Linked DNA regions of Mus musculus: region 1 is linked to region 2. Evidence: chromatin loops called from intact Hi-C (ENCODE). Cell type or tissue: heart. All regions are shown on one strand. Each heading gives the region's core, and the rest is flanking DNA. Links, peaks and the distances in the headings are about the cores only.

Region 1 (15,888 bases), core at 4,508-12,507, 140 kb after region 2:
GGTGTATTCTTGAGGGTCTTGAAGCAGTGATCATCTGTGTGTCGGTCTCATTATGACAAAGGAAATGTGACTTTGTGTTCGGAGTCAGTATCTACAATCCAGACGACCAGGGTTCAAGTACAGTGCCACCATCACTGGCTGGCACCTTGGCGAGCATGCCTCACCATGGCTCAGTCTCAGTTCCCTCATCGGTGAAGAAGCGCAGACACACGTTATGTTACTCATGGAGTTGTTGGGTTTATTACATGAGAAAACTTGTAGGAAGTCAGGGGTGGCTCTGGCTCTCGGAAACCTCTCAGGCCTGCTGGTCTCATGTGAATGCTGTGTTATCACTCTTCCAAAGTAAGGAAACCCTGAGAATACTGGCATAGGAGGTTTCCTGGTTCTGCTGGGCTCAATTCTGGTGCAGTCTAGGCAGGAAAATTGAAAAAACTATGGAAGAACAACTTGTTTTCTCATTTATATAATACTTATTCCAGTCATTTGCACAAATATTTATGGTGGGAATTCAAGAGAAATCATAAAGGAAAAAAAAGAATTATGAATCTTCAACTTGTGTGTGTGTTTGTGCAGAGGAAAAGGGGACCTATGCTTACCTCCTTTAAAACAAACTAATTTCATTATGTTTTAGTAAGAATTAGCTATTTTTGTGAACCCAGCATAAACACACTCATACAAAAGAATGTAAAATCAAACATTCTCCCCTACTGTTTCCAGACAACACCATTAGCATATTGTTCAACTTCTTTTCAGAAATTGTCTCACATAAGATTTTAGAATCTGTTCTAAGACCTAATTTTATATTTTGAAAGTTTTAATTATAAAAGAGATTAAAAACTTGAAGTGGGCAACATATGGAAAACTGGCCTAGAATGGGCTCTCCTTTTCCATGTGTTGGTAGATGCATGTCTGTCTGCCTGCCTGTCCGTATCTGTCTCTCTCTCTCTCTCTCTCTCTGGTGTGTGTGTCTGTGTGTCTATTGCTAGGAAGGGATCCCAGAGCTTTGCCCATGCCAGGCAGGCACTCTATCACTGAGATATACACCAGTCCTTGAAATCAACATTTTGTAAAGTAGTGAGATCTGGGTCTTGGAACCAGCTGTGTAATTTTTCAGTGTTTAACTCTCAACGCTCATTGTTCCTACTAGAGAAATGGGATAATTACACATATGGATCAAAGCAGTAAGCTTACCTCACAAAAGTGTATCCTGACAGAGCCTTGGTCTGGGTTAGCTCTTTACCATCCTTCCCTATCCAGGGGCTCTGAGAAAGCCCACACAGCTAATCGTTTGTTAGCTGCAAGAACCTTTCCTCTCACCCTCTTGTTTTGTCATTTTAAGCTTTAGAGGGAATCTTGGGAAGGCATGTCCAAATATGTGACTGACTCTGAGTTCAGGAGTAGCTCAAAATGAATCCATCCACCTGATGTGTATATACCAGGGGTTCTCTAGCTCAAGGTGGGAAGGAGCAGGGAGGTCGATCAGTTCCAACCTCTGGAGAATGAAGATGCAAGACTCATGTCACCAGTACAGCCACTGGCTTGAAGCCCAGCCGAGTTTCCTGCTGAGCATTTGGAGTCACCCAGCTCCAAGCCTACCCTTCACAGAATTTTCTACATTGGAGTCTCTGATTTGAAAACTAAGACTCTCTTGCTAACAAAAATATTCAGAAACAACAGCTGTAAACAATATTGTTGTTATAACGAGTTTCAGGAACTTGAAAGCATTTCTTACGGTCTCCGTTTAATAATGCTCAGAGATATTGCCTCTCTCTGCATCCTCAGATGACGATCCAATACACTGTCTGTCTCGAGTATTTATAGATCCCTCTGGAGCTCCTGTTCTATTTTAATATTTTTTCTGTGTATGTGTGTGTGTGTGTGTGTGTGTGTGTGTGTGTGTATGTGTGTGTGTGTGTGTATGTGTGTGTGTGTGTGTGTGTGTGTTCGTGTGTGTTCGACTGTTTCTTAAAGAAGGACTTTAATTGTACCTGGTATTTGCCAACATTAAATACAAGTATCTCTTATTTTTCCTTCCATATCCACCATGATGGGTACTAACAGACACATGAGGCACAAGTTGCTACAAGAGTTCTACGTGTAAGAGAAGCATTCTTGAGTTAATGCTCAGGTGGAAAGTATGATGGTATCCTTTGCCCATGACAAAGTTAGTGCTCCCTTATACTCAGCAAATTTGCCATCTGAGTAGATTTGACTACTTGCATTGTTGATGAGTAGAGTTGTGAATATTCACTATGTCCTTCCAAAGCTATTTACTGTTTTCTACATTTCCTATAGTGAACACTCACAAATGTTGGGAAGTGATGTAATTCTACAAAGATCCGATGTATCAGATGGTCCAGTCATGCCTACAGCACTTAATACTATATCCTTGGGTTGTGATCTGCATAACACGCAGGTTCTTTTGTGGATAGGTTTTGGGGTTTATATTACTTTGATAGATTAGAAATGGCTCAAGGTCCGGCATGGAGTCTTCCATTGTTGAGTTATCCCTGCCTGTCAAAAAAAAAACAAAAAAAAAAAAAAAAAAAAAAAAAACCAAAAAAAAACCTCTACTATTGTCAGTGAGCCACTCAACTGACCATAAGGAGAAATGAACAGGGATTAATAAATGATACTTCCCTTTCCCCATCAAATTTACAGTTCACCGTTACATACAAAATGTATAAAGCCCATTCTGACCAAGCTTTTATTGGATTGTTAATGGTAGCACTGATGCAAAAAACTTTTACGTGAAAAAGAAGCAACTTCTCCCCGACTATAGCCAAGCACAAACAGTTCTGGCTTTTCGAGCACTTAACAGGTAATTTTCCTTCTGTGCTTCTCCTGGATGCTGCTCCGATGTGGGTGTGGATGATAAAATTGACTCAGTGCCAAAAGCCCCAACTATCTCCAGCAGTTCTTGCCCCTTGAGAGTCCGACTTGCTGTGGAAATCCCTCCAAAATCAAGGCAACATCTGTGATCTTAAGCCTGCCATCTGTAATAGGTTTCTGTTAAGATGAAAATCTGATGTAAATGATGGAACTGAGGACCTCAGACTCGATGCACAGAACCGCCATCTGTGAGAAGAAAAAAACCCAAACACCTTGTTTGTCTGCTCAGAAGAGATGTGGAGCTTGGAAATAGAAAGGAGACAGTTAGGCAGCAGTGGCCGGAGAATCTCAGAAGCCAGGCATCAGTACAGGACTTAAGGGGGACTAGTTAGAAATGTCTCAGTGATTTTCTGGGTGAGGGGCATCCCAATTCTTTTTAGGCTCAACGGTGCTTGCACACGTCTTCCTTGTTACTGAGGCTTCCGCACTGTTAGAGGTGTTTTGATGGGACTGGTCCACAGGGCACAGTGTATGTAGTCAGCAATCTTTAGCCCAAGGCATGCTCGAGGTTAACAGAAGCCCTGAGCACTCCCTGAGGCCCAGGGCCTCTCTCTGTGTCTGGCAAGAGAACAGTAGTACACGCCCTTTGCCTCACACACAAGGACAATCCTCCTTGGGAGAATGGGAGGTGAGCCAATTTGCTAATACGAAATGAGCAGAAGTATTATGAGCACTCCCCGAGTAATTAGGGAAGGTGATACGAGCAAATTGGAACCTCAGATGAACTCCCTAGGAAAGACGTTGTTCACAGGCTGAAGGAAGCTGAAGTCTGTGGGAGCACCCTTAGAGTATGACGTGCGGGGAGGGATGAAACCAAGGGTGGTTCCTATGGATAAACCACGAGGGGATGCTATTGGTGCTGCAGAGGTGGGTGTGGATATCCACCCACCTGGGGAAAACACCAAGGGTAAACAACAGAACTCTGAATAAAGTAGGTTATTTTGAAATACACCAACACAATCTGGTTATAGGGCATCCATCCATTCAAAGGCATGGCTCGCTGTGGTAAATGGGACCACATGTCAAGGATTATCTTAGTGGACATAGGAGATTCTCACACACGTCCTACATGGGCATTTTGTGGAGCTATCAAAACTCTTTTGTTCTTACCTTGTGCCCATCTTCCAAAATCAGTGTGTCTGCTCTTGCTGAGGCGCCCGGGCACACTGCCTGACCAGTGGGCAGGTCCTTGTCCAAGTAGCCAGATCTCACTCTTGCTAGGGAAGAGCACTGTTTACTAAAATAGTTTGTCTTTAGATGCCAAAGGAAATCAAATTGTAATCAAAAGCTGAGAACAGGCTGAAGTCATCAAGGCTGTCCACTCCAGATTTGGCATCTCTGCATGTTCCCAGGCCTATTAACTACGATACGTTTACAAAAGGGAAAAGCTTTATTGCTTTCAGAATTTGTTTTAAATAATGGCCCAGCGAGGCACTGATGCAACAGACCGCAGTGGCGTCTACAGTGGTTCCTGTAGTTTTCAGGAACACAGAGATACAGGGAGGGAGGGGGAAAGGTTTTATCGACATGGCTCGATAAAGACAGAATGTATTTAGCTGAACTTTGAAATCACAGGAGATGCTGACCAAACTACCAGGGAGACTCTGCTGTGGTCAGTGTATTGTGCCAGTGATGTGGAGAGATGCTAGATCAGTGGGTAAAGGCTCCATCCCTGGGACCTGCTTGGCAGCAGAAAAGCAATTTTTCACACCACAAGATTTTACTTCCCTCCCCACTCTCATGCCATGCTATATCACATACATGTACCCCCATACATAAATGAATAAATATAACATACAGAGACTAAGGACTAGCCTAGTGGGGGTGGGATTTGTAATCCCAGTGTTTGGGAGGCAGAGACAAGAAGATCAGAAGTTTGCCGGGCGTGGTGGCGCTAGCCTTTAATCCCAGCACTCGGGAGGCAGAGACAGATGGATTTCTGAGTTCGAGGCCAACCTGGTCTACAAAGTGAGTTCCAGGATAGCCAGGGCTACACAGAGAAACCCTGTCTCAAAAAAAACAAAAAAAACAACAAAAACAACAAAAAGAAGATCAGAAGTTCAAGACTGTCTTTGGCTATAGGAGGCCTTGTTTTAAACAATGAAAAAAGAGAGTAAAAGGGATGGCTTTCCATGTCCAATATATATAGAAGAAAGTACGATCCAGTGGTTCTCAACCTGTGGGTCGAGACCCCCGAAGAATCAAAACGTCCTTTAATAGGGTCGAATACCGGATATCCTGCATATCATATATTTACATCACAATTCATAACATTAGCAAAACTAGTTATGAGGTAGCAATGAAATAGTGTAATGGTTGGGGTCACCCCAACATGACTAAATGTATTTTTAAAAGGGTTTCAACATGAGGAAGGTTGCAAATCACTGGTTTAGAGAATAATCCTAGGATATTTCATTTGTTTGAAAGTTTTTTGGTCTGTTGTTGTTGTTGCTGCTGTTGCTTTGTTTCCTGCCGAAAAGAACTGATTTCTGTTAAAATGGAAAACGCTAAAGAAAACTGTTCTTTCCGCTTTCAAAGCAGGATGTGTGCAGTTGGTCTCTGTCTCGGGGGCTTTGTCACAACTCTCAGCAGTGACTTCTCTTTCTCGGGTGATTTTTTTTTTTTTAATGAGAAAATGTTAGGCAGTACAGCAAATCTGAGTAGAAGTCACAGGGTAGGACGGCATCCCCATACTCTAATTTATTTCTTTCTTTTAATTCCATTTAGCAGAAAGTTAAGCACCCCATTTCGGCATGCAATTCCCCTAAATAAAAAGAAAAAAGAAAAAGAAAAACAAAAGAGCCGAAAGCTTTGAGGACTAATGGGCCAGCCAGCCGGGGCATCTCACTGTAACATCGTAGTAAGGTTTATATATGGAGTCCGTTTTCCGTCTTGGCACCAATTCACGAGTGCTAGAAGCAGGCTACTATAAAATAAACCCTTCGCCTCAGTGCGGCATGGCCGAGCTGTCTTCTCATCAAGCTGCAGCTTTGTAGTATGTGAGTTAGTCCGGGCCAAGGCTAGAGAGGAAACGATTATCCCACCAGAGGCTCCGAGGGGAGAATTAAAGTCATCAGAGCTGGCAGGGCTAGGCCTTTTCTTTGAACACAGGAATCCTGCTTCAATTCATCATGACCCCTCGTGGAGGGTAGTGGGGAGAGGACACGCTTGGATTCTTCCTGTACCAAAGGAGTCATTTATAAGGTCTCTTCTCACCCTCCAGAAATAGGAGAGACTAGCTTCTTGGCAGAGGGAGGAAGGAGGAATGTGCGAAGTAGGGCAGAGAATCTACAATGGAGTTCTTCAAAGCTAGTCTAAAATGCAGTGGAAAACCTATCCTAAAACCACCCAGGGCACTCAAGGAAGCAGAGGTCGGAGGTCAGGGAGCCAGGGTGGTGCTGGGTCAGGGTGCTTGGCCAAAGTGAAGCAGCTGTATTTCCTTTTGAGGGTCACCTCTGACTCCTCATGCTGGAAGTGTGGACCACTGCCTCTGGCCTTGATCAAATATTGTGATCTTCCAGGTGTGCCCTAGTACCTGGTGGAGACAGCCACTTGGGGAATATGGGTAATCTCCCCAGTGAGAGGGTCTATCTCTCCATAGCTTCTCTTTATAGGCAGTGACCTACATTGCGATGAAGAGAATAACGTGTGTCCTGCCTAATTTAGGAGCATACCCAGTGCCCTTGGCAAAATGACTGTCCTCATCTTTGTAAGGATCACATCCTGTGGAGAGACACCTCGGCAGAAATTTAATCCAAAGAAAGTCTTTCCTCAAAGTCTAGTAATAAAAGAATAAATCTGAATAAAATACCAAAATACTGTTTATAGATGCATGCTAGGAGCTTTTTTATGCCCATCAAAAAAAAAAAAAACAAAAAAACAAAAAAACAAAAAAAACAAACCAACAAAAAACCCAAAACCCAAAACAAACAAACAAAAAACCAGGGCCAAGAACCCCACAGGAACCCCCACCGCCACAGACATTTTCTAGAACCTCTCTCCTTGTTGGTTTTTTGTTTGTTTGTTTGTTTTTTAAATGAGCATTAGTTTTGTGATCCTGTGAAGTTCTCCAGAATGTCAGCTGAAAGCTTCTTGTTATCACCCAGGCAGTACAACCACAGCGAGGCACTAAGAATATAATACAGTGCACGAGCGTTATTGCCGGAGATCATTCAGCATCAGGCCCCAGCCGCCATGCAGCCACACAGCACTTCCTTTGGGGGTGACCTAATGTGGGGAACAATACAGAACACATAAATGGATTTCCTCCCCTTTGGTGACTGGGCTGTCCCCATTGTGTATCTTTATGAGGCATTGAAAACTGGGAAGTGTCTTGACAAAGGGCCTCTCCGGCCTCCAGGATCGATGGCTCTTTCTCACTATTCTTTGTTCCTCAGATAAGTTCATAGATTGTTTTCCCTGTACAACCGGGGTGCTGACTAAGCTCGGGGTGGCCACCACTAAACTGGGCACCAATGGTTGGACTGGCCAGTGGCCAGTGGCAAGACCCTTTGGAAATATCCATTTATTGTCACTGAATAGATTGGTTCATGGGACCTCTGTGGTTGGTCAAAGCTGGGGGTAGGGGGCTTGGGGCAAGATGTGGACTCTATGCAGTTACTGGGTTATTCAGAATAAGAGCTCAGAGTCAGAGTCTAGTTCAGTCACGGGGCTTCTGTCTGATATGTGTAAAGGACAGGGTTCTACCCCTCAGGAGAGAGAGAGAAACGGACAAATTGGGACAATGAGAGACTGAGAGAGTAAGAGAATCTAGAATGAACCCTCAATTTTTGTCCTGTAACCAGAGAATGTTCTGTCCCTCCTTCCTAAACCAAGAGGAAGGAGGGGCTTCGACAGTTCACTCACAGTGCTTCCAGGGTACTGAGTGGGAGAAGAGAGGAGCCATCATCCAGCTTAGAAGAGGTACTTCTGATCCATCCTGCCAGACAGACACCAGAGGCCACCCTGTGGGCTGCCCTGGAACTAAACTGAAACACAGAGGCGTTCATGGGTTCCATTCGTATTTACTATGAGCGGAGCATTGTGAAAGAGGCAGATGTGTTAAAGACACACTCCCACACATCAGGATTACGTCACGGCCAGATTTAAGCACCCACAAGGTCTAAATGACTTCATCACAGAAAGGCCATTGTCTTGGATCCTATTATATGACACGGCTCTTTTCTTGAACATTCTTGGCTTGCCACCTGGACTCTGCCTTTGTTTCCTCTTTTAAACCTGGGACACACTTGGTCAAGGAGCCATTGTGTGTTATTGTGAAGGGCACCTTCACGTCATGGCTCACATTCCTTTATCTCTCAGATGAGGGAGTCTCTCTGTTGAGGCTGAGACCCTTCTGGATGCCCCGAGAGTGGTCAGAGCGATGTGTAAAGGCTGACCAAGCTATTTGCTTCCTTGTTTTAAGTAATTCCTAAGCGTTGCTCCTCAAGACCAGGCTCCATCACTCTTCAGTTACTCAACTCATAGAGTTCCCAGGCTGTGGCAGTCTATGACCTAATAATCATGGGCTAGAAATCAATGTCTAGACAAGGCCACCCAGTTGGGGGAGCAGGGTCCAAAGGCTGGTACCGGAGTCAGAGGTAGCCACTCAGTTGTTAGTGGTCCTGCTGCTATGGAGATATAAAGTTGATTAATAAATAATAGTAATAGTAATGAATATTTAAACTGAGCCAGGCAATGGTGGTACACACCTTTAGTTCCAGCATTCAGAAGACAGAGGCAGGCAGGCAGGTCTCTGTGAGTCTGAGGGCAGCCTGGTCACCCTGAAATTCCACAAGGGCTGCTGAGGTTTTCTGACATCTTACTTTATTGCTCTGTAACTTCATCTTCCCAGATGACGCTGTGATTCAGCCGAGCCTGACCAAAACTGATTTCCACATAAACTATGCTTTGTGCTTTAGACCTTTGTTGATACGTTGTTGTTTTTATAATGGTATACATCCTACACGATCCCTCTGTCTTACCAGTTTTCTATCATTTGCTTTGTTTCTCTTTTGCCTGCTTATTGTCTTGTGTGAACAATCCAAGAGTTTTCAACATGTTCACAGGGTCCTTCGAGCATCTTCACAGCCAAATTCCAGGATGTTTTTTTTTTTTTTTTTTCACAAACCACTAAAGTAATCCTGGACTCACCAGTAAATACTTTCCATTTATCAGCAAGGCAGAGGGAACCTACATTGAAAAAAAATGTCTCCATCATATTGGCCTGTAGGCAAGTCTGCGGGGACATTTTCTTGACTGATGATTGATGTGGGAAGGCCCAGCCTACTGTGGCTGGTATTATCCTGGGCAGGTGATTGTCTAAGAAAGCAGGCTGACAAACCATGGGTTGTGAGCCAGTAAGCGATCCTCCTTTGTGGCCTTTCCTTCATCGTTCGCCTCTAGATTCCTGCCTTGAATTTCCTACCCTGACTTAGCTCAATAATGAACTATAAACTATGAGCTGAAATAAACCCTTTATAGAAACCTAAGTAATACAGAAATTGACACCATAAATTGAATATTTCCATGGCAGACCTGACCATGTTGCCTTTGGGAGGATTGTAGTGGCATTTGGAACTTTGGCTAGAAAAGCCATCAAGTGCTCAGAGCTGAAAGGATTGTTCTCTGTAAGTACTTGACAGATAACACAGGGAGCAGTGCAGACCACGGAAGACTGGATCGTGATGTTTCAAAGGGAAGCAAAGATCATCACACTGATCCTTTGAATTGAGAATCTGTAGTTTCTGGTTGACCAGAGTCAGGTGTGGTTAACAAGAGACCTTCATCACTGAAGGCGAAGTCTTCTAGAAGGTGTTTCCTCAGAGTCAGCACACAGAAGCTGTGGTCCAGAGAGGGCCAAGGATGCCTCTCAACCTGCCATCCGAGCTTGGTAATGTGTTTGTGACACTGGTTTTGGTGTCATGAAGGCTGCAGGATTGAAGAGACTATGCAGAGCCGATGAGGCTTTGTGAGAGGCCAGGAGAAGCCATTGGTGAAGGTGCAGTCTCAGTTGCCATAGGAACACCAAGATTGAAGGGTCATGGAAAGAAGTTAAGGCTTGACACTGTATAGCAGGATCTAATCCCGAGGAGAGGCCACTAGGCCCTGGGTGCAGGTGCAGGTCTAGTGGCAGTGGAGACACCAGCATTGTCTACACCATGGGATGTCTACTCTCCTCCCTTCCCCTCTCCCTCATCTGTTCTCCCCTCTCCTCCCCTTCCCCTTCTCTGTTCTCTTCTTCTCCCCCTTCTTTGTCATCTCTCTCCTCTCCTCTCTTCCCCTCCTCCTTCCTCTGCCCTCCCCTTTCCTTCCCATTTCTCTTCCTTTCCTCCCCTCTGCTCTTCTCTCCCCCTCTTTCCTTTTTCTTTCTTCCCCTCTCTGTCTCTCCTTTTCCTTTCATTTATGCAGTACTAGGAATTGAACTCAGGACCTTACCAGACAAACACTTTTCCTTTGAATTGAGCTATGTTCATAGCCCTGATAAAAAGCTGTTTATTCCCTTTGAGATCGGAGTCTGTCAGTTTCCCAGTTGGTGTGTGGTGTGTATATGCAGCCCTCCCGCCTCAGCTTCCTTAGCTAGGGTGAGGCCGGCACCTGCACAGCAGATGCATCTCCTACTTTTTACTGCCTTCTGGAACACGTCAGTCTTTAGTTTTAAAGAACCTTTGTTTACCTTTCTCTTCTTTTATGGCCTAATTCAAGCTCATGAAGATGTAGAAGGTTCCCACTAGGAGTTCCATGGTTTATATCCTGTTAGGTATTTGATCAATTTTGAGTTAATCTTTTATATCATTTGGAGGCCCAGCCTCACTATGTAAGATGTGGGTACCTAGCCACATTCTTTCCACATTCTTTCTTCTTGGCACTCTTACTGATGACCAACGGATGACTACAAGTATACGGCTGGACTTATGGACTGGGCTGAACCCTGTGCCTCCATCCTTATGGCACATCTTGCTGTTTTCATTACCATCTTGCTGCAGTAAATTGTGAATTTGGGAAATGTGACATCTCTAACTTTGTTCTTTATTTGAAAGATTATTTGGGCTCTTGTGGTTGCCTTGCATTCCCTTGCATATGAATTTTGGGATCAGTTTGTCAACTTTTGCCAAAAAATAAAAACAAAAGGAAGAGAAAGCCAGCCGGAGTTGCGATGGGCCACGTCTTGAATCTGTGGATCAGGACAGGGTTTGCTTGAATCTGTAACACAGGATTTGCCATCTTTACATCGTTGTCCTCATTTAAAACACATGAGATATTTTCCCATGTATTTATATATTCTTTGATTTCCTTCAGTGGTGTTCTGTGGTTTTCAGTATCTGTCTCTCATGTATTTCGTTCAATTTCTCTCCTCAATATTTTATTCATTTTGACATTGTGTTTAAGTGGAATCAAGTTCTCGATACTGCCTTTGTGTTGTCCATTGTTGGCGTATAAAATAAAATTGATAATTTCATATTGATCTTTATAGTTCTAATACGCTCGCTTTACCCATCCCCCTCTTTTGCTGTTTTTTCCCCCCTCTCTGTGTGCATTCTTGGACAATTTCTCCTTTCTCTGGCCAATATCTCCTCCTCCGTCATCCCCCCCCCCTCCTCCTCATCCTTATCTGACAATGAAAGTAGTTTTACTTTTTCTCTCTCTAATCTAATACTTTGTACTTAAATTATTATTTTTTAACGGTGTATATGTGTGTGCACATGTGTGTGTGTGCGTGTGTGCGTGCACGTATGTGTGAGAGTGTGTGTGTGTCTGCACATGGTTGCATATGCCTGTAGAGCTCAGAATCAGGCATCAGGTTCGCCCGAAGCTGGACTTACAAGCTGTTGTGAACTGTTCAATGTGTGGTGAGGGTGACCAGTCCTCTGACATAAAAGCTCATGCTTTTAACTATTGAGTCAACTCTCTATCCCATTGTCTTTTTTTTTTTTTTTTTTTTTTTTTTTTTTTTTTGGTGCTAGAAGTAAACTTGGTGGCTGGAACCTCCCAAGCAAAGCCACTTAAATGGGCAAGAGTTTCTTACCTGAGGCCTCAGGTTCTCTCTTCTTCACCATCGGGGTAATGTGATTTGCTCTTTCCTGTATGTGCTCTGAAAAGGTTGTTCAGGGTTATGTCTGTTCTTGTTTGCTGTGTTATTTTAAATCCTTTCTCTGTCTTCTTGTTGTTGAACATCAGACATTTAGAGTAATATAGTATGGCCAACACAGAGCTCAGCTCCTCTGTCCCAGGATTTGTTGTTCTGTTGTGGAACGCTATATATTTTGTTTTGAAAATCTACAAATAAATCATATTTGTAGCTGCTAACTTTTCCGTTGGTTCATGTTCAATAAGCCTAAGATTAGGCTGAGAATGCCTGAAATATCTTGCATCAATAATTAACCCAGAAGCCATGATGCTCTGTGCCTGCTTATTGGGACATACTTTCAATCATCCAGGAAGAAGGTTTCTACTCATCGATAAAATTTACTTCCCAACTTTCAGAAGCTTCAGATCCCACAGCAGCAAGATTCTGGGGTCTTCTCAGGCCTTTTCTGAACCGGTTCATAGTTTTAAAAAGTACCTCTCCTTGAAACCCAGAAGTACATTGGATCACTCAGAGACTGTCTATACAACTCTCTCCCTAGATTTTCCTTCGTGTTTCTTCTCTTGGTGGAGAAAGACTGTGGGTTGACCTAGGTTGCATAAAGTTTAGCGAATGCTCTACAGCTAGCCACGCCTCCAGCCCTACAGCAAGCCACGCCTCCAGCCCTACAGCAAGCCACGCCTCCAGCTCTACAGCAAGCCACGCCTCCAGCCCTACAGCCAGCCACCCCTCCAGCCCTACAGCCAGCCACGCCTCCAGCCCTACAGCAAGCCACGCCTCCAGCCCTACAGCAAGCCATGCCTCCAGCTCTACAGCAAGCCACGCCTCCAGCCCTACAGCCAGCCACCCCTCCAGCCCTACAGCCAGCCACGCCTCCAGCCCTACAGTCAGCCACGCCTCCAGCCCTACAGCCAGCCACGCCTCCAGCCCTACAGCCAGCCACGCCTCCAGCCCTACAGCAAGCCACGCCTCCAGCCCTACAGCATGCCAAGCTTCCAGCCCTCTGCTTCAGCAAGGTTTCAGATGTTGAACTACCTTGGGCAGCCATAATGTAAGCAATCTCTAGAGACTATTTTTAGACAATGCCCTTGGGAGTCAACTTATTCATATTTTGATAACAAAGTCTTGTGAAATATATATGTAATTTTGAGAGAATAAATAAAAATCTTTAAAAGAAACTAATAATGTTAAAATCTGCCTTATTTAGCTTAGTACAGTCGGGCCGCTAACATTCAGTGTTTTAATCTTTGTGAGTTCAAGCAAGTATAATTTGAAACTATTTAGGGAAAACGTGCATCGGTACTGACTACGTACGATTCTTTTCATGCAATTACTCCATAAATAACAAAGTTGAGTGGTTATAGGTCATTCACGGTGTCCAGGGAACCGCAAACGCTCTAGAGTTGCTATAGGATGGGTTATGTTCATGGTTTAATAGAAGGGGCTTGAGTACTTTTGAGTGTCATTTGAGGGGTGGGGCTGCTTCTGGGAACAGTTCCTTGAAAACTACCAAGGAATGACTATATACCCAGCCAGTATGACCCAAGTAGAAGGTCCTTAATAGGCATGTCTACTGGGTCTCCCAAAAGCATAACTCAACAGCGCATGCCAATTTGTTTAATGCTTTTTTCTTTCTTTTTGGAAACAACTAATCTATTTTTATATTTCACAAAATTAAAAGATCCTTTGTTCGCGTTGTTCTAGACCAAAAGATTTCCAGTAACCAAATGAGGTTTCGGTTAATTTTGTTAACCTTTATTTTATGTTTTGTATTGGTTTGCCTTTGTATGTATGCAGCACATGTATGCAGTGCCTACAGAGGCCAGAAAAGAGTATCTGCCCACTGGGGTTGAAGTTACAGACAGTTGTGAGTCTGCTGTGAGTGCTAGGAATCAAATCTGCATCCCCTAGAAAACAGTGAGGGACCCTTAATCCTGAGCCATCTCTCCAGACCCGACACTTCAGTTTTAAATTTTAAATTAATGAAAATTCAATTAAACCTTACACCGAAGTCCCAGGAGCTGCTAGCCACCGTTCAAGTACTCCACGGCCATGCTATAGACAGCTCAGACCCCGAGGGCAACCTTCGTAGGTTCCTGCGTGAGTTGGCAAGGTGCTTGGCTGACAGAGAGCAAGCAGTGAGTGTTTGTTGGGTCGATTAAATGAAGCAGCTGAGACCCAGTCAGGTTAAATGACACGCTCAGCAATTCCAAGATTCTAAAGTGTAGCGATATAAACTAGACGCAGGCTCCCTGGCAAACGGCGAAACCTTAAAATAGGATCCAGTGTTTGTGTTTCTTAAAACGAACCAAGACTTGGGTAGCAAGAGATCTTTCTGAAATGTTAGCGAATCTAAGTGGTTCTTGGACACAGAGAGGGAGAGAGGACTCTGAATTCTTTGAAGAAGTCTTTGAAGAATTCATGAGACATCACACCTGAGTCTGCAGGGCTGAGGGAAGAGGGTGCAGCCGTGACAGAGCAGAGGACGGGCACAATGATTTTCCTACAGATCCCCACTGTAGTCCTGACGAGAATACAATGTAAGAGCCTGAACTGCAGACCCATTTCCGAAAATATGTAACTCTGGAACTGCACGAAGGTGTGTGGATGTTGTCACTTCCGGGGTGGAGCAGCTGTGATCCTGGAGTGTTGTGGGTCTCGGTTGTGTAGTTCCTTGCAGGAGGAAAGGCTGGAGTTTACTGCCTTCCCGGGGAAGTAGGAACGTCTTACCCATTCTCTTAGAGCTGAGGCCTTACGGGCTGGAGAAAGGGCCATGTCAATCTAGTCCATGCGGGGAAAGATAAGATTCAAGAGTCTGAGTGTTGCTCAGGACCTTGCTTTGTGATGCTCCTGCGCTGCAAGAGTTGAATTGAGGATTCTTCCCTTTAACTAACCATTTTGGCAGGGGTCTGGGGGACTGAAGACCACAATTGAGTAAGCACAATGTTACTAGCAGGAGGCAAATCTTTTTTATTTACAAATCTGTACTGTTTGATTATAAGATTTTTATCACATACAAGCGAAATGAAAATGACGGCATGACCAGACATTTTAAGTAAATTGGACCTATTAAAATGAAATACCGTGTATAAAGCCTTTCTAACATCTGTCAAAGGCTATCCCATTCATCTGTTTATATGTCTGCTTGTTTAGCTTTTAGAATTCACAATTATAAAGAAAACATTATTATGTCATAATGGATACATCTCTTACAAAAAGAACGCCAGACAAAGGCTACTTGGCTCAGTGGGTAAAGCGCTTCACTGAAGTCTATCTCAAGCCAGTTGTGGAGCTAGCTGTATCTGTGATCTCAGAGCTCTCACCAGGAGGTGGGAGGCAGAGCCAGAATCGGTCCTGGAAGACCTCAAGTCAAGGGAAGACCTGGAGAACAACAGAACAGATTTTATTTCAAAATAACAACCAACAGCAGAAGCCGTCCTCTATGTCACATGTGTGTGCCTGTACAAACTTGCACATATGCTATGCATACATGCACACAAAGATATATAAAAATTTCTTCCTAGGGGCCATGTAGTCACCCCCTCCAGGATGTTAGTCTCTCGAAGGATTTAGTATCTATCATGCAAAATGCTCACTGTTTCAGGAAACCTAGACAAAACAGGGGAGGGATCCACTATCTGCTTTTTGGTCATTCTTTAAAAACTTATTTTATAACAATGTCAAACCCAAGTTCTGACTTACACAAATACTGAGTAGTATGATGTAAGGAACCTGAGTAGTGAGAGATTTACTCGGATGAAGCAGATGGTGGTGAGTGTCTGAAGGACCACTGTATGCTAAACACAGAACTAGCCACATTGACAACTGACTACTGAAAAGGGCTGTTTTTCTTGAGGAGCAGAATGGCACTCCCTCACCAACGGCAGGAGATCTTGAAGGCTGTTGTGCTA
Region 2 (15,888 bases), core at 3,553-11,552:
GCACACCTGACACTGAAAGTTTTGCCATGGACTGTCTCTACTTTCCAAACGACCGAGCGTTACCTCTCTGGCTTTTTGTGCTGCAAGCTCAGCTTGTCTCTGTCGCTCGAGTTCTTCGAGCAACTGCTTTTCCATGATGCGTTTGGCTTCTTCAACCCTTCGGAGAACTTCTCGCTCAATTTCATCCTTCCTTTTCTCCAATTCTTCTTCTACCCTTTTTGCTACCAATTCTTCCACTCTTCGTGCTGTTTCTTCCTCAATGAGTTTTTCTTCTATTTCCTGCTGCCGACTAGCAAATAAAAGTAGAAAAGACAACTTAATATTTTAAAGAACCTAAGAATTAGAAAACTAACTTTAAACCTACTACTAAACTGAGTCTCATTTCTTATAGCCTTAATAATTATATAGCTTGTTTTCACACCACACTAAAATAAATAAATAAATGAATGGATAAAAAACTGCAGCCAGGATAAGTAATACAGAAATTCAAATGGAGATAAAAATCTTTGGGGGGGAGTCCACACATTTTAAATCTAGAAAAGCTAGTTAGCATAAAAGAATCTAAATCATTAGATTTATTAGGGACAGTAGATCTGAAACAGCATCTGCCTCTGCTAGAGCCCATGGTGCACTTAAGCGGCTCTATCCAAGGTCGAGCTGCAGGAAGCTGCACTCACTTTGCCTGCTCCGTAAGTGAAGAGCAGACAACAGAGACTACCCACTAACAGCTGTGGCCTTTACTCTGGGTTCTGAACTTCTAATCCTGCTGTGCCTTTTCCCTCTTGGATATTTTAAAGTTGTTCTGGAGGTCAGAATAGAAAGGTAAAAATCTATTGTATTATCAAAGCTAAATTAAGTATATTAGTATTCTCACTATTTTAATTCCATTGACACAGTGTGCTTATTGACTGGAAATAAATTTTTTCTAAAACATCTACCAAAGGACTGTCATAGAAAAATTGTACATTTTGATAGTCACTGGTCCCATACATCTATTTTGAGGTTGGTAGGAGGAAAAACCTGAAATGATCTTCCATTTTTAATCAGATGTTAAATGTAAATATTTTGGGTAGACTGGAAGCACGTTAACACCACACTGACCTTTAAGTATAGCTACTAGAGAGTAGTAAGACACACATTCTGATCACATGTTTCTACCTAGCAGTGGGCTAAGCAGTACTATGTGAAGAATGAACAAATTCAAAGGTTCTTAATGATGTATCTAAAACCAAAAGAGGGCAATTTATTAATACTTCCCCCAAATTATCAAATTAACAACAAAAAAAAACCTTACAACTTTTACCTTTAGAATCTATTTGACATACAATGTGAGAGTATGACATACAGTATGAGAGTCATTCAACTGATATAAGATGTTGTAGTCTCATGTGACATGAGCATTAAACACTCTGATATATTTCGACTCAATTCCTACCCAAGGGCTTATCCCATCATTTCAGTTTCTACACTTACCTCTCCTTTTTACGAGAGAGAGTAGGTAGGACAGTAAGTCTGGTTTTCCTCAAGGTCTTAGTTATTTCCAACAGTGTAAGGACTTATCTGTAATTTTAATATTTCCTTCCCAACTACAATTTTCCAACAGTGTATGAAAGCCTAAGGTTTAACACATCCCTCCTTTTTAACTTCCTATCAAATAAAGAAATAATTAGAATAAGCCCTTTGTCAAGCCACCTGGTAAGAAACAGCAGATATCCTCTAAAATGACAAACTACCCATGAGAAACAAAGACAATGAACACATATCTCAATTTAATAGCAATCATATAGAGTGGTTTTCCTATCTACTGAAAAGGAAAAAGAACGATGGACTACGACAGCAACTTTAAACTGTATTTTGGGCCACATGAGGATAACAAAGATTACTGTGCACATGCAAAGTTTCCGTTCCTTCTATAAAATCATGACGCTCAATGTGGTAAAACCTAAGGAACTCCACTTAGTTATCAGGGGGAGGTGGGGCAGAGAGTGCTAAGCAGCTCCCATCAAGACTCAGATGACAGAGACAGGCTGGGAGGGAGGCAGGCAGGCAGATAAAGGCCTAGGAGAGCTCATCAGAAGAACAGGAAGCTCTCAGTCACTTTACCAGGTATTTGGTAAAAGTGCAAAAGACCCTTTTTTGGAACAAGCAGTCAAGCCCCCCCTAAGCAATAGAGCAAGAGACAGCAATGCCACCCACAGATGTGGCTGGTATGAAAAGCCAAACCCATTCAACTTTTTACTTTCAGCAAGAGTCAAAGCAGCTTTACCTGTCAGCTATGGCAGTCTTTATTCCCAGTGATCACACCAGAGGGCAGGTGACAGGTAATAAGCTGCTCAACTAAGGTGTCAGATCTATCTAAGTGTAGCTCAGAGGTTTTATAGTCTAAAGCAGGGCTGCTGGTCTCCCTTTGTTCCTGGGGGAACTGTAAGGCACCCCAGCATGCCTCCAATAACCTTATTTATGCACCATAAATGAGGAGTGGGCAAGGTCCGGGCTTCTCAGCACTGCTACAAGCCTCACAGAACATAATTTTGGTTATTATTCTCAAAAAGACTAAAAATGCATCTTCAGGACCCAGAGATAAATATCGAATCTGTTTCTAGAGTCTGTGGCAAAAAAAAAAAAAAAAAAAAAGTTCAAGGCCATATTATCTTACTCCCTTTCTACATAAAACTCAGAAAACCAACAGGCACACAGACAACCAATTTAGGCAACTAGAGTACATCATCTTCACTGATGGCCAAAGTTAACAGGAAGCCAACAATAACAACACCATTAGCCCAACCCTTCCATTAAACCAACAATCGTTCTTCAAAAGGCAGCCAAAGCAACCCTGGTCCTGATCTCACAGAAAGACTCACAGATTCTCTGAAGCCTCTCCTCAAAAGCTGCTGCCCTCAGTGCCAGAGTGCCTTGCTCACGGGTTCCTTGGGAAGGGGAAGAGAGGTTGTTCAATCTTGCCTTTCTCTAATCTTTGTCTCATCCCTGGAGCCCAGTGCTTAGCTAAAGAAACTCCTAGGACAAGTTATTGAATCAAGATCAAGGTTTTATCAAGTGGCAACAGGTCCTCATTTTTCTCATGTATTTCAAAGATGGTAATTGATTAAATAAACCAAACCAGGGTTGGCTAAGTGAGGGCACTGCTCGCTAGGTAGAACTGATGCTGTATTTTAAGACATCCTAAAAACAAGGAAACTCAGATCTTGGAACCTGTAGGAATTGCTTAGTAATTACTAGTAAACACTAATTACTTCATACCTAACAAGGTACTAAACACTGGGCCACTTGTGTTTATGTAGCATGCCATTATTTAAAACTCCTGTTTCTGAGGTAAATTATAGCCACTCTACTGAACAGGATGAATGCTGTGTGGTGACATAATGAACCTTAACAGACCCGCAATCTAATGGGCTTAAATCTTTTGTACCCAGCAGTTTCTCCAGGAAAAAGGTGAGGCAAGGATGGGAAGAGAACCAGTACCAAAGTGACGCAGAGGTCTTGGTGCTGCTCCACCACTGTCTTAAAAGCTCTAAGCTCCAGAAATATATAGGCTCACGGAGTAAATTCATTCCAAAGTTCTTTACCCTCAAACATGAGCTCTGCTTATTTGCCTAAGAATCATGAATTCCAGTTCACCTGGGATACTCTTGGGCTCCTGATTTGTAATTCAGGTAACACTAAGAATTGAAACTCAGACGTCACTGGCTGGAGGAAGTTACCAGGCCAATGATATGATTTGCTACAGGTTATTCGTTATCTTTTTTCAGCAGTTAGCACAACTTAAAAGAATACATAGGAAATGTTAATATTGGTATAGTACATGGATGGGAGATCACGATACTTGGCTGAGATCCAAGGGCAAGAGGAAGATCTGATTCAATTTTGAGCCATGTGAATTAGCTCCTCAAAAATGTGAATAAGGGGGCTGGAGAGATGGCCCAGAGGTTAAGAGCACTGAGTGCTCTTCCAAAGGTCCTGAGTTCAAATCCCAGTAACCACATGGTGGCTCACAACCATTTGTAAAGAGATCTGAAGCCCTCTTCTGGGATGTCTGAAGACAGCTACAGTGTACTTACATATAATAAATAAATAAATCTTTTTTAAAAAATGTGAAAATGTAAAAGCCCACCTTTTAATTATGTTATTGAATTATTTTAATGAACTAAGATTATAATTACTGGATTTCTTATTGAATTATTCAGCAAGCTGTGCCTGGAAGCATGGTCAGTTATACTCAGTAACACTGACTGACTCACTCTCAGGAAAAGAACTAAGTACTTGATAGCATCTCCAATCTTCACAATAAAATGGGACTCCATTTCACAGACGAACTCAAATGATTTCTTTAAGGCCTTGGAATTATACTAGTCTACTCATCTAACTCCAGACTCCATGAAAACATTCCAGGCACTCACAGACTTTTAGCATCACCATGTCCCACCCTGGACTATTTTTTTTTACTGCAAATATACATTCCCTGATGTTTTTTTCAATCCTTGGAACCAACTGCTCTTCTCTTTATATAGTCCCCATGGCACTCTATCTATTCCCCAGGTTTTATTAACAGAGTAAAGCCCTGTCTGTCACCACCTTAGTTAGCTAAGCTCTTTCTTATATACAGAACCTAGGTGTGTCAAGGGCAGACTCCTGCTTTTCCCTCTCAACTACACTGCCTGACAGTCTGGTCTCATTTAAAGCAACGGAAGGTAGAGAACAGTTGCAGTAATAACACTATAAACCTGACAGCTAACTCCAGTGCTTTGCCTGTATCCCACACCCAACTGTACGAATACAAATACTCAATACTTTTTCAGTCAGTTCCTTTTCCATTCTTCCTTCCACTTTGTTCTCTCAGGGAACCAGGAAGACAGCTTACTCCTTTGGTCCACACACACCCTACAGGCCTGACAGCCTCACCATCGCCTACCCTGCATTCCTGATGAGATACTCCCGCTGAATTTACTATAGTATTACCAGCCATCTGAGCTAGAGCATGTCAGAAGGAGCAAATCGATCATCTTCCTATCAACTGACCCTGGCACTTATTAAAGGTTCAGTAAACTAGCTGAATGAACTAGCCAACCAATATTTGTAAGCAAACTACTTTCCCTCACTCCCAAGGCACCATCTCCATTGTCTTTTCAGTGTATTCTCTGCAAAACATTAGACCACGTTGGAGCAGTGTCTAGTGGATATGGAGAATTTAGTATTAGCATTGGCTGCCAGCCCTGTCCCTTTCCCTTCTCAATGCTAATGGCATAGTTGAACACAGCTCTATCGATGTTTCATTTCATCCTATGCTGTCCACGTGCAATGTGATGACTCCTTTGTTTTCACGTGGAGAACTGTCAACTGTCACACACAACTATGTCTATGTTCTACTAAGCTACAGGCTTGTTCCAGATCCTAACAGGATTCTATGTGGCCAAGGTGTACTGAGAAACAGTACAAGCCAAGACCCCAGTTCCACTACAGTGCTTCGCTGTGTTCAATCCCTTACCTCCCTCCTAGGGGCTTCTGGAAAACCTGCCTACCACAAAAATCTGCCTTCTATTTTTTTGCAGAAAATAGAAACCCCTACACAAGTCATATACACAAACTACCTAGTTCCTGCTTCATAACCACTTATTCAAGTCTTCAGTTAATTACTCCGGAAACGATGGCTGGCTTAACAGGGAACACATATGCTTAGTATTATTGCTCCACGTGGCTGGGGCGGGGGGGGGGAGGGGGGCTGGGCACATCTTTTTTAAAAAAGTACTTCACAACGTTCAAGTTTACTCTGGTTGGGTCATCAACACCTACTTTCACATCGAAAGCCGCCTCACTCAAAACCACGTGATCTTCCCCCAAATTTCAAGTCCAGTCCCCTGATGGGAACCGGTTTTGCCCTAAGTGAAAAATTCGGATAAGAGCGCTCTGAAACTAGAAGCATTTAGGCGGGCAAACAGCAGGGTCAACAGTAGGGTCAAGCATGCTCACTAGAGGGGCTGAGGCCAAGACAAAAAAGAGAGGGGCCGGAGAGGCACCCCGGGTGTCCGCTGCAACTTTGTGCATCTGTCTTTGAACGACCGTATGAAAGGAGGTTCAGAAAGGGCCCACACTCTCAAGCCGGGCGCGCCCCGGGACGGACCCCCGCACAGGTGCCCTGCGCTCCAACGCCTCGGGCCCGGGGATCCGCAGCCCCGCCAACCTCCCGCCTCGCGCCCTCAACTCGGACTTCCGGGCCGGCGCTCCCGCCCCACCCGGCCCCCGTGAGCGCGCCCCGCGCCTCCAGCCGCGCGCCCCTCACATTTTTCGCTGTCGCTCGAACTCCGCCTTCTTCTCCTCCTCCTCGCGCTTCTGCTTCTCGTCCAGGCTGCTGCGCTTGCTCACCGTGCGCCCGAAGATGTCGATGCGGTCGGGCGGGGACGAGGCGCGCTCCCGCTCGCGCCGGGATGCCGCCGCGTTGGTGGAGCGCGAGCGGGAGCGCGACTCCCGCCGCCGGTTCCGTTTGCTCTCCCGGGACTTGGAGCGCTTCCGCACCCGCTCCTTGTCCCGCGAGCGCGAGCGCGAGCGGCTGCGCTTCTTGTTGTGCTTGGAGCTCTTGGTGTGCTTAGAGCGGGACGAGCTCCGGCTCCGCGACCGGCCCATCCTCGCGCCGCGCGGCGCCCGCCGCCTGTCGCCCGCTGCCCGCCGCAGGCCGCCCCCTCGCCGCTGGGAAGCGCGGCCCCCCGCCCGCGGACCCTCCGCCTCGCCCCAAGCGCACCCGCCACGCACACGGCCGCCTCCGCCGCGAAGGCCTAGCAGGCCCGGCCCGGAGTCCCTAAGATGGCAGCTGTGGCAGCACCGGCCGCCCTTCCCACAATGCCCCGCGCCGAGCGTGCCGGCACGAGCCCCGCCCCCTGACGACGTCGCCTAGGAGGGCCGGCGAATGCGGCCGAGCGCGCTCGGCTCTTTCCGCCGCTGCGTGGCAACTAAAGAGAAGAATGCTGGCCAGCCTTCAGGTCTTTAACTTTCACCTCAACAAGACCCACGAAAACCTTAGGAGTTGGAGAATATTTATGATGAGCCTTGGCTGAAAGACAGGATAAGGCCCGAGTAATTGGGAAAGTCCTGTTGTTTCCTTAGCCAGCATTGAGAATGTATCAATTGTGAGTTGGATGTGGTGGTACATGCCCAGAATTTTAGCCCCTAGAAGATGGATCAGAAGGACCAGTTGTCCAAGGTCAGCCTTGGCTATTTAGTAAGTTGGAGGCCAGCTGGGGTTGCACACATACATACATACATACATGCATGCATACATACCAACCAGAACAATTAATAAATTGTTAATAATTTATTGTAAACAAACAATAAATTAGAACAATGCCCAGAGGAGTCCCAAGTTTTCTTAAGAATGTATATGTTAGAGCCAGTTAAATGCTCTTAATAAAGTTTTATTTAAAAGGTTACAGTTTTGTGGATTTTGCCAGCCTGGACTACATAATGAGCTCAAGGCCTAGTCCCAGAGAGCAATAGCTCTCTTTAAAGACATCGAAAAGAAAAATGGGTAGTGGCCTATCTCAATGAGTCTTTTAGTTTTTGAGCTGCTATAGCAAAATACCAATGACTCATTATTTTATACCCAAGAGAAAGTTGTTTCCTACAGTTCTGGAGGCTGAGAACTCTATTAAGTAGTGGATCTGTTTGTGCTAAGGATTCTGTCTGAGCTTCCAGCAGGAGACCTTAGGAGGGGAAAAGAATGCATAAGATAAGGGTTCCCTTGTAAACATCTTAAGAACACTAGGCCAAAAAAACCCCAACCAAACAAAACACACACACACAAAACACACTAGTTGCATTTTTTTTTAAACCAAAGCCCCAGGGCTTACTCTCTTTCCCAAAGGGCCCACCTTTTAATGCTGAAACATTGCATATTAGGTCCAATTCATGAAGTTTAGAGGAAGGGTTCTTCTGGAGGTTCAAAGGCAGTAAGGATTCCACTCTACCTCTCTGTATGTGTGTGTATGTGTAGGTTTTTTTGAGACAGTTTCTCTCTGCAGCCCTGGACAGCTCTGTGGTCTATCATGGAACTAGCTTTGTAGTCCAGTTTGATCTGGAATTCAGAGATCTGCCTGCCTCTGCCTCCCAAATGCTGGGATTAAAGGCGTACACCATCACCATCGTAGCCTCATTCTTTCTTTTTATGTGTGTGTGTGGTGCTGGGGATGTAACCCAAGGTCTTTTTTTTTTTTTTTTTTTTTTTCTGAGACAGGGTTTCTCTGTGTAGCTGTCCTGGAACTCACTTTGTAGATCAGGCTGGCTTCGAACTCAGAAATCCGCCTGCCTCTGCCTTCCAAGTGCTGGGATTAAAGGCATGTGCCACCACTGCCCGGCATAAACCAAGGTCTTGAGCAAGTGCCCTGGCCCGTACCACCTTCTTATGAGAGTTGAGTGTAGTTTCCCTCCAGGCTCCAGAGCACCCTCATCTTCATGACATCTGCAGACATTCCATCCTGTGTTTCAAGATAGACAGGAGTTTGAGGGTAACACCACCATCAGACTTTCAGTACCTTAGCTGGCTGTCAGTCACTTTAGCAATATTCTGTCTTGCTGAGAAATTCCCCTTGAGAGAGGCACAGTCCCCTGATCTGCCTTTCAGCAGTGAACCCATGCCAGGCCCAGCACCTGGAACACAGGGTGAGGGGACATTTGGCTAGCATCATGAATCAGTAAATAAATACAACAATCTTGTCTGGCCTCCATAGTAATGTAAAACAGCTTTCTAGAGAATTTTAAATGACAGGATTTTGCACACCTTCAACCCAGAGTAAGCCACTTTCATCACAGCTCTCTCTGGTCATTGAATCTGGAGAACTCTAACTTCCAAAAACTACCTTTTGTTTCAGTCTGAAACTGTTCTTTTCTGAACAATGCAAACAGCCTTTCCCCTAAAGATAAATGACCAGATATCTAATTCTTCATCTGAAATGGAGGCTGGGAGATCTAATACCATCCCAGGTTAATTTTAAGTGTATTCAGAACAAAAGAAGGCTCTCAGCCCGGCCATGGTACTTTAATCTCAGCACTTGGGAGGCAGAGGCAGGCAGATTTCTGAGTTCAAGGCCAGCTTGGTCTACAAAGTGAGTTCCAGGACAGCCAGGGCTACACAGAGAAACCCTGTCTCGAAAAACCAAACCAACCAACCAAACAAACAAACAAAAAAGAAGGCTCTCCTGTGCTTCAGGAAGAAACTAACAGAATCTTTTACTAAGGGAAAGGCTCTTCTGTGTGCAAAAAGCACACACAAGTATGAGATGCAAGGATCTGGGACCATCCTGTTCAAATGGCAGAGCAAGAGCTGTTGATGGTACCAGGTTGAAAGGCACAGGACTTCCTTCCCAGAAATTTGTTTGAATTGCACAGGATCACAGAACAGTGACAAGGTGGTAACACGGGCTGATCCCTGAGAGCTGGGACCAGTAACCAGTCCAAAGTCAAGGCCAAATCTAGAGCAAATGTAAATGTAAACATCATAAGAGAAGGCTTTTGTGGACCACTGCAGCACAGAGAAGCCCTGGCCAGCTCATCTGTACCGATCAGGTTAGGGAGTTTTTAGAGTTAGGGAAAAGGCGGTCCTTCTCAAGACAGTATTTCTGGAAGCTCTGGTGCAGAGAAGGAGAGCTGAGATAGCACCCAGAAGGTTTGAGTAGGAGGCTGGCCAAGGCCACAGACACCAGGAAGAGAGGCGAACTTAACTAAAAGGTCGACTAGCAAACACATTCTCATTCCTCCCTGAAGACAAAAGAAGTCAGCTCATGAAGGAGGCAAGGAAAAGACCATAAAGGGCCTGTGTGTAGCCACATCACAGAAAGCAAGAGCGCTTCAGAGAACCTAATTTGAAGCACATAAGGAAGGGGGCTGTCTTTGCAAGCAGCCATATCCTGAACGCAAAAGGTAGGACATTTTCTGGACCTTCCCCGTGGTTTGGGGGCACCCGGCTTGGATATAAGTCCACTCTGCCAACAGGAAGGCACTGGAAGGACAGCTGAATAGCGTTCTTTTCCACATTCTCCGACCCTCTCTATAGAGATTTTCCTTCCCTCTGGAGACCTGCTTTCACCATTCCTTGTAAAGTCGCTTCCTTAGTAACTTTCTCCTGTGTTGGTTTACTAATGGTGTCTTTGCTTCTCCAGGGCATTTGGACAATCACCTTGCTGGATGAGAAATTCTTGATTAGGGAGTTTTCCCATTTCAAAACTTTGAATGCCGATGAGTGATCGGCAGTCCCCTGTGTTGCCTTTTCTTCTTGCTCAATGGGCAAAATCATCCCCACCGTCAGGTCCTCCAAGAGTATCTCTTTTTGCTGTTCTGTAGTTTAGAATATGCCCACTGATTCATGTTAGATGAGTGCTTCCCGTGTGCCAGGCGTAGGTCTGACAGGGATTTCCCAGGGAAGGACAGATACGGGGGCTGTCCCTCTTTCAATTCTCAGTCAGAGAGGGGGATATTACTGAAGTGATTGACAGCCAGCTGTGGTTCTAGGGACTCTGATGTGAATACCACCCTCATATTTCTGTTTTTTTTTTTTTTAATTCTTACTCTTCTTTCTAAGACAAAGTCTCACTCTGTAGCCCAGTCAGATCTTGGACTCCCAGAGATTCACCTGCCTCTCCTTAGAATCAGGGTTAAAGGATTCTGCAGTCTGATAAGATAGAGGGGGAGCCTCAATGAAGGGTTTAGAATATGTCTTACTGTTCATGGTTTCCTAGGAAACTAGGTTTGTAGCTGGAAAGGGGGCCTCATGAAAATGATAACTTTACTGGAATTTTTCCCTTTATTTTATTTAGCATGTACACGTGTGTATGCACATGCACACACACACACACACACACACACACACGTGTGCCTGCCATGGTACATGTATGGCAGGCAGTCAGAGGGAACTTGTGGGAGTGCCATTCTTCTTTGGCTGTATGAAGGAGAGCCCAGGTTATAGGGCTGGGGACGAGCACCTTTTGCCCACTGAGCCGTCTTGCTAGCTGGCCCATGTTGGAATTCAGTTTCTCCGCTTCAGCCAGGCTCCTTCCCCCATCTCCATTTGATTTCCTTCCCACCCTGCCTTCCTTCTGGACTCTGTCTTAGTCTCTCTCAGGGTCTAGGTTTTCCTGGAAACTCCTCCTTCCATAGCTCCTGGCCCTGGCATGTCTTTACCTGTAGTCCCATTATTTCGCAGAAGCTCACTGGGGTGATGTGGAAGTGTGTGCTATACTCAGGTTTCCTTGTAGGCATGAGCCTGTGCCCCTGGGCTGTGTCCTTCACAAGTGTCTCTCAGGCTGAGGCAACCATGAGAGGACTTTTCTTCTGTCTTTATAGTGAGAAACCGTAAAAGTCCCAGAAGGAAAAAACAAACAAACAAACAAAAAAAAAACAAGCAAATGTGCGCCACACCAACAGGGCACCCAGGAGTTTTTAACTCAATTTAATCTGTGCCTCGTCTCCAGCAGCCATCAAAGTCTTTCCACCTATCACGGGCTTCAGCCTCAAGCAAAGTAGTCTGCATTCTCTACCTAACCCTCCAACACCCGTGGCTTCAGCCGTCTCAAGGTCCACCGCAGTCTAAGCACATTCTACCGAAAATTCAGAAGCAAATGGGTCTCAGGCTGGAACCAGCACAGTGCTGTGAGGAGCAGGATAAGGTCTTGTACTTCACCCTCCCTGCATGCAAATCATCTTTTTGTTCAGGGGACCCATACAGCAGAAGCCGCCTACCCCAACTACTTAGTAGCCATCTTGGTTAAACCCTCTAGAGGTATGCACTATGTATAGGAAAGCATAGTATATATAGGAGTGTTGTAGTGTGGTTTGATGAATCATTTGGAGCATTTGGTGTGAGTCCTTGTAGATATGACGTGGCTGCTGTTATGTTGAAGGGCCTCTTCCATTTTCAAGGTGTCGTGTGTGGTTCATCCAGTGACCACAGTCCTGTGATGGAGCTAAGAAAACTCACTGATTTTCTGTTTCTTCAGCTTGTTCTTATTGTATCGAGGAGAGACATTCTAAGGTCTGCGTGAGTTTTGTTGTTTGTTTTACATTTAGACAAACAAGGAAATATGCCCTTTCCTTCCCCCAAAAAGTTGCTTTTGGTCATGGTGTCTCTTCACAGCAATAGTCACCCTAACTAGGACAGTAAGCTACTCATTACTATAGCAAGTACCGGAGATAATCAATTTACAGAGAAAATATTTATGTTAGAGGTTGCAGCCATAATTCATGATCCTGTTTGCTCTGGTAAAATGGGATTGGCACACATATCCCATTGGCAGAGCACATGATAGAAAAACAACACAACATAGGACCATGAAGTGAAGGTGAAGAAGAGCAGGTGCAGGAATCTCCCCCACCCCCAGGTACACCGCCGTGGTCTTCAGGCTTCTCCTAGACTCCCTCTCCTAACACTTCCACCATCTTTCAGGTGCATCAGTCTGGGGAGCAAGCCGTCAACAGAAGGGCCCTTAGAGGACATCTACATCGTGAGGCAGGGGCATGGCGCTAAGGTAGGACACACTGAAAGTGAGTCAGCCAGGTTGGTCTTCAGATCAGAGAAACACATAGCTTACTTTTATTTAAAAAAAAAAAACACTTTAAAATATCCACATTTTTATACATAAAGTCTCTTGTCATATTTTTATTTTTAGCAACGACAAAAAACAAACAAACAAAAAACCTCCTGATGAGAAAATGTACATGAGGCAGAAAGAAGGGATGAGTGTGATTAATTACCTAGATTTTCCCTGGGCCACTGCACTACTACACAAGTGCTTACTGCCCTCTGAAATTGTATGGCATTTAACAAGTCCTCCTGAGATTGCCAAGTGATCGCCCCTCAAAAAGTCTATGCCGCAGCCATCTAAAACTCAGACCCAGGTTTTATTTCATTTCTCTTTTGAAATCAAACAGAGTATTTTGGCACTCATCGGCCTGGAGTAAGGATAAAATAAACTGGGAATGGATTTTTTTTTTCTTCCTAGCTCACCATCCAAAAGTCTGTAGTAGGAAGAAATACAAGCCACTTCCTATTCCGACTTCGGAATTGAAAGTCACCATGAAGTGGTCATTTTTTTTTTACACATGAAGTGGACCAGGTATTCAGGCAGGTCACAGTTCGAGGGGCTGCCCTCTGCCCTACAGTGTCTGGGGCTGAGTTGAGAAGACCAGATGGCAGAAGTCAGAAGAGGCAATGTGCCTGCTTGGCCAGCTGATGATGCTTGCTGAAGGGTTCTTCTGTCACATGTCTAGCAGCCCACACTGTCTAAACTCTCAGCTGTGTCTACCAGCTGTACCTACCTACCTTTAACTCTTTATTGATTGGTTTATTCTTATTTTATGGGTATGAGTGTCTCCTTCCATATGTATGTGAACATCACATACTGTTCTATAGGCCAAACGTGTTGGGCTGGGAACATAGTTGTGAGCTACCATATGAGTTCTGGGAATTAAACCCAGGACTCTAGAAGAGTAGCCAGTGTTCTTAACAACTCAGTTGCTTATCTATCTATCTATCATCTACATGTTTGAGACTTGATGTCACTGTGGAGCCCTGAATGGCACCCAGACTGGACTCACACTTGCTCTGTAGGCTGCCCTCAAAAGTGCGATTGCCCTGCATTTTCCTCTCAAGCACATGACAGGCAGGCACTTTAGTTAAGATGACAGACAAGCACTGCAGTGTCCATTCTGTTATTCTGAGCGAGATGCTATACCTCTGTAGCCTTTAATTTCCTCAACTGCAAGACTGAGGGCTGCTGTGCTGGGTGGGGTCCCCACGGCTTTCCCAGAACTATGATTTGCTTTCTTCCTGCAAGTACGCCAATCAGAACATTAGCAATTCCAGACTGGGTTTAGCATGAGCATTCATTTGAGAAGATGTTTTTGTGGCACACACAGCAGTCTAGGACAGAGTGAAGTAGAAACACGTACAGTCTCGATCCTTCAATTCAGTTCTATCTCATTAGTATTAAAACTGTCATTTATCAGAGCGCTGCTGCTGTTTTTGGTCTCCTTTGCTGTCCATGCTCACAGTTTTCACCTTGCATGGCGGCGGTATTCTGACAACATCTTGCTGTTGTGACCCTGGCTGGTCATGAACAACCCTTAGTTAGGGTTTCTGTTGCTATGACAAAAACACCACAATCAAAAAATAAGCTGGGAAGAAGATGGCTTGTTTAGCTCACACTTCCATATTGCTCTTCCTTAATGAAAGATGTTGGTACAAGAACTCCAACAGGGTCAGAACCTAGCGGTAGGGTGATGCAGGAGCCGTAGAGGGTGCTGCTTACTGGTTTGCTTCACATGACTTATTCAGCCTGCTTCCTTATAAATCCCAGGACCACCAGCTCAGGGGGATCTCATGAAGGCATTTTCTCAATTGAGGGTCCTTCCTCTCTGATGACTCTAGCTTGTGCCAAGTTGACACACAACCAGCCAGTACGGAGACATTGACATGAGCTCCTTCAGCTCTCTGTGAAAAAGGCCTCCTACTGTGCCCACTAGAATACTTGAGAGTCAAGCATGATGGTTCATATATGTAAGCCTAGCATTTGATAGGCTGAGTTAAGGGGATGACGTATTTAAGACCAGCCTGAGACATAATAAAATCTTGTCTCCTGTTACTGAGGCTATGGAGCGCTCCCAAAAAGGGACCTAGCATGACACACTCCAGAAGACCCAACAAGCAGCTGAAAGAGTCAGAGGCAGTTATTTGTACCCAACCAATGGACATAAGCAGGTGACCCCGTTGTTGAATTAGGGAAAGACTGAAAGAAGCTGAGGAGAAGGGCGATCCTGTAGGAGGACCAGCAGTCTCAATTACTCTGGACACTGGAGATCTCTCAGACACTGGACTACCAAACAGACAGCATACACCAACTGATATGAGGCCACCAACACACATATAGCAGAGGACTGCCGGGTCCGTGTTCAGTCAGAGATGATGCACCTAACCCTCAAGAGACTGGAGGACCCAGGGAGTTTAGAGGTCAGGTGGGGGTTGGGGGGTGGGGACATCCACATGGAGACAGGGGTGTGCGGAGGAGATATGAAATGTGGAGCAGTAGGAGAGTGGGGGGGGGAGATAAAATCTGAGTGTAAAAATTAGTTAATTAATTAATTAAAAAAATAAAATAAAATCTTGTCTCAAAAGAAACAAAGAAACAAACACATATTCAGCAAAGGAGGAGGGCTCAGGATATAAGGTTTAAGGTATCGGAAAGAAAGTTGCTGTGGTTAGCAGGCCCAAGCATCAACGTGAAGTACACTTTTAGTCCCAGCACGTGGGAGGCCATGATGGCTTGAATAGTCTTAGCCCAAGGAATGGCACTATTAGGAGTTATGGCCTTGTTGGAGTAGGTGTGACCTTGCTGGAGGACGTATGTCACTGTGGGGGTGAGCTTTGGGACCATCCCCCTGGCCAAGTGGGAGCAGTCGTCACCTATTCGCCTTCAGAACAAGATTCAGAACTCGCAGCTCCTCCTGTGCCATGCTTGCCTTGAACCAGCCATGCTCCTACCTTGATGATAATGGACTAAACCTCTGAACCCGTAAGCCAGACCCAATTAAATGTTGTCCTTTATAAGAGTTGCCTTGGTAATGGTGTCTGTTCATGGCAATAGAAACCCTAACTAACCCTAAGGTACCACTGACCTATTTGTTTCCTTTACTTTACGGGGCTAGCTAGGGCAAGAAGCTGGTGGCTTTGGACCTCTTGTCTAGGAGGGTCCACTGCTAAGTCACAGAATGACTGCTTGAACCCAAGACACTGACTCCTGAGCCCACACCCATCCACTGGCCATAAACATGTAAGGTTTTCATGTTTTCTTTCTATCCATTTAGCAAAGAAGCCTTGGTATCGCCTCTTTCTGTAATACT

Evidence for each region. A loop is a pair of places that touch in the nucleus more often than their neighbours do. Peaks named below come from ENCODE experiments on the same cell type or tissue, not always from the same donor. Only the 100,000 strongest peaks of a DNase experiment are listed, where the experiment ranks them.
Region 1: a loop joins it to region 2, with 2.3 times the contacts of the local background. A loop is called at or near these places in 2 of 42 quality-filtered maps.

What each region holds. Positions count from the first base shown.
Region 1 is chr8:8,823,546-8,839,433 of GRCm38, forward strand. No RefSeq gene overlaps it. Among named protein-coding and RNA genes, the nearest start is that of Gm39127, 110 kb to the left of the region's middle. In heart, for the core only: a CTCF peak has its summit at 7,849 (motif pointing right); no DNase peak of the experiment used is centred there.
Region 2 is chr8:8,683,685-8,699,572 of GRCm38, forward strand. It overlaps Arglu1 (arginine and glutamate rich 1), which reads right to left and starts at 6,853. Exons shown (of 4, transcript NM_176849.3): 1 at 6,293-6,853; 2 at 64-289. The coding sequence starts at 6,633. It overlaps Mir7654 (microRNA 7654), which reads right to left and starts at 6,478; the gene lies at 6,409-6,478. In heart, for the core only: no CTCF peak of the experiment used is centred there; DNase peaks (open chromatin) are centred at 6,287 and 6,867; H3K4me3 peaks cover 3,079 bases; H3K27ac peaks cover 2,005 bases.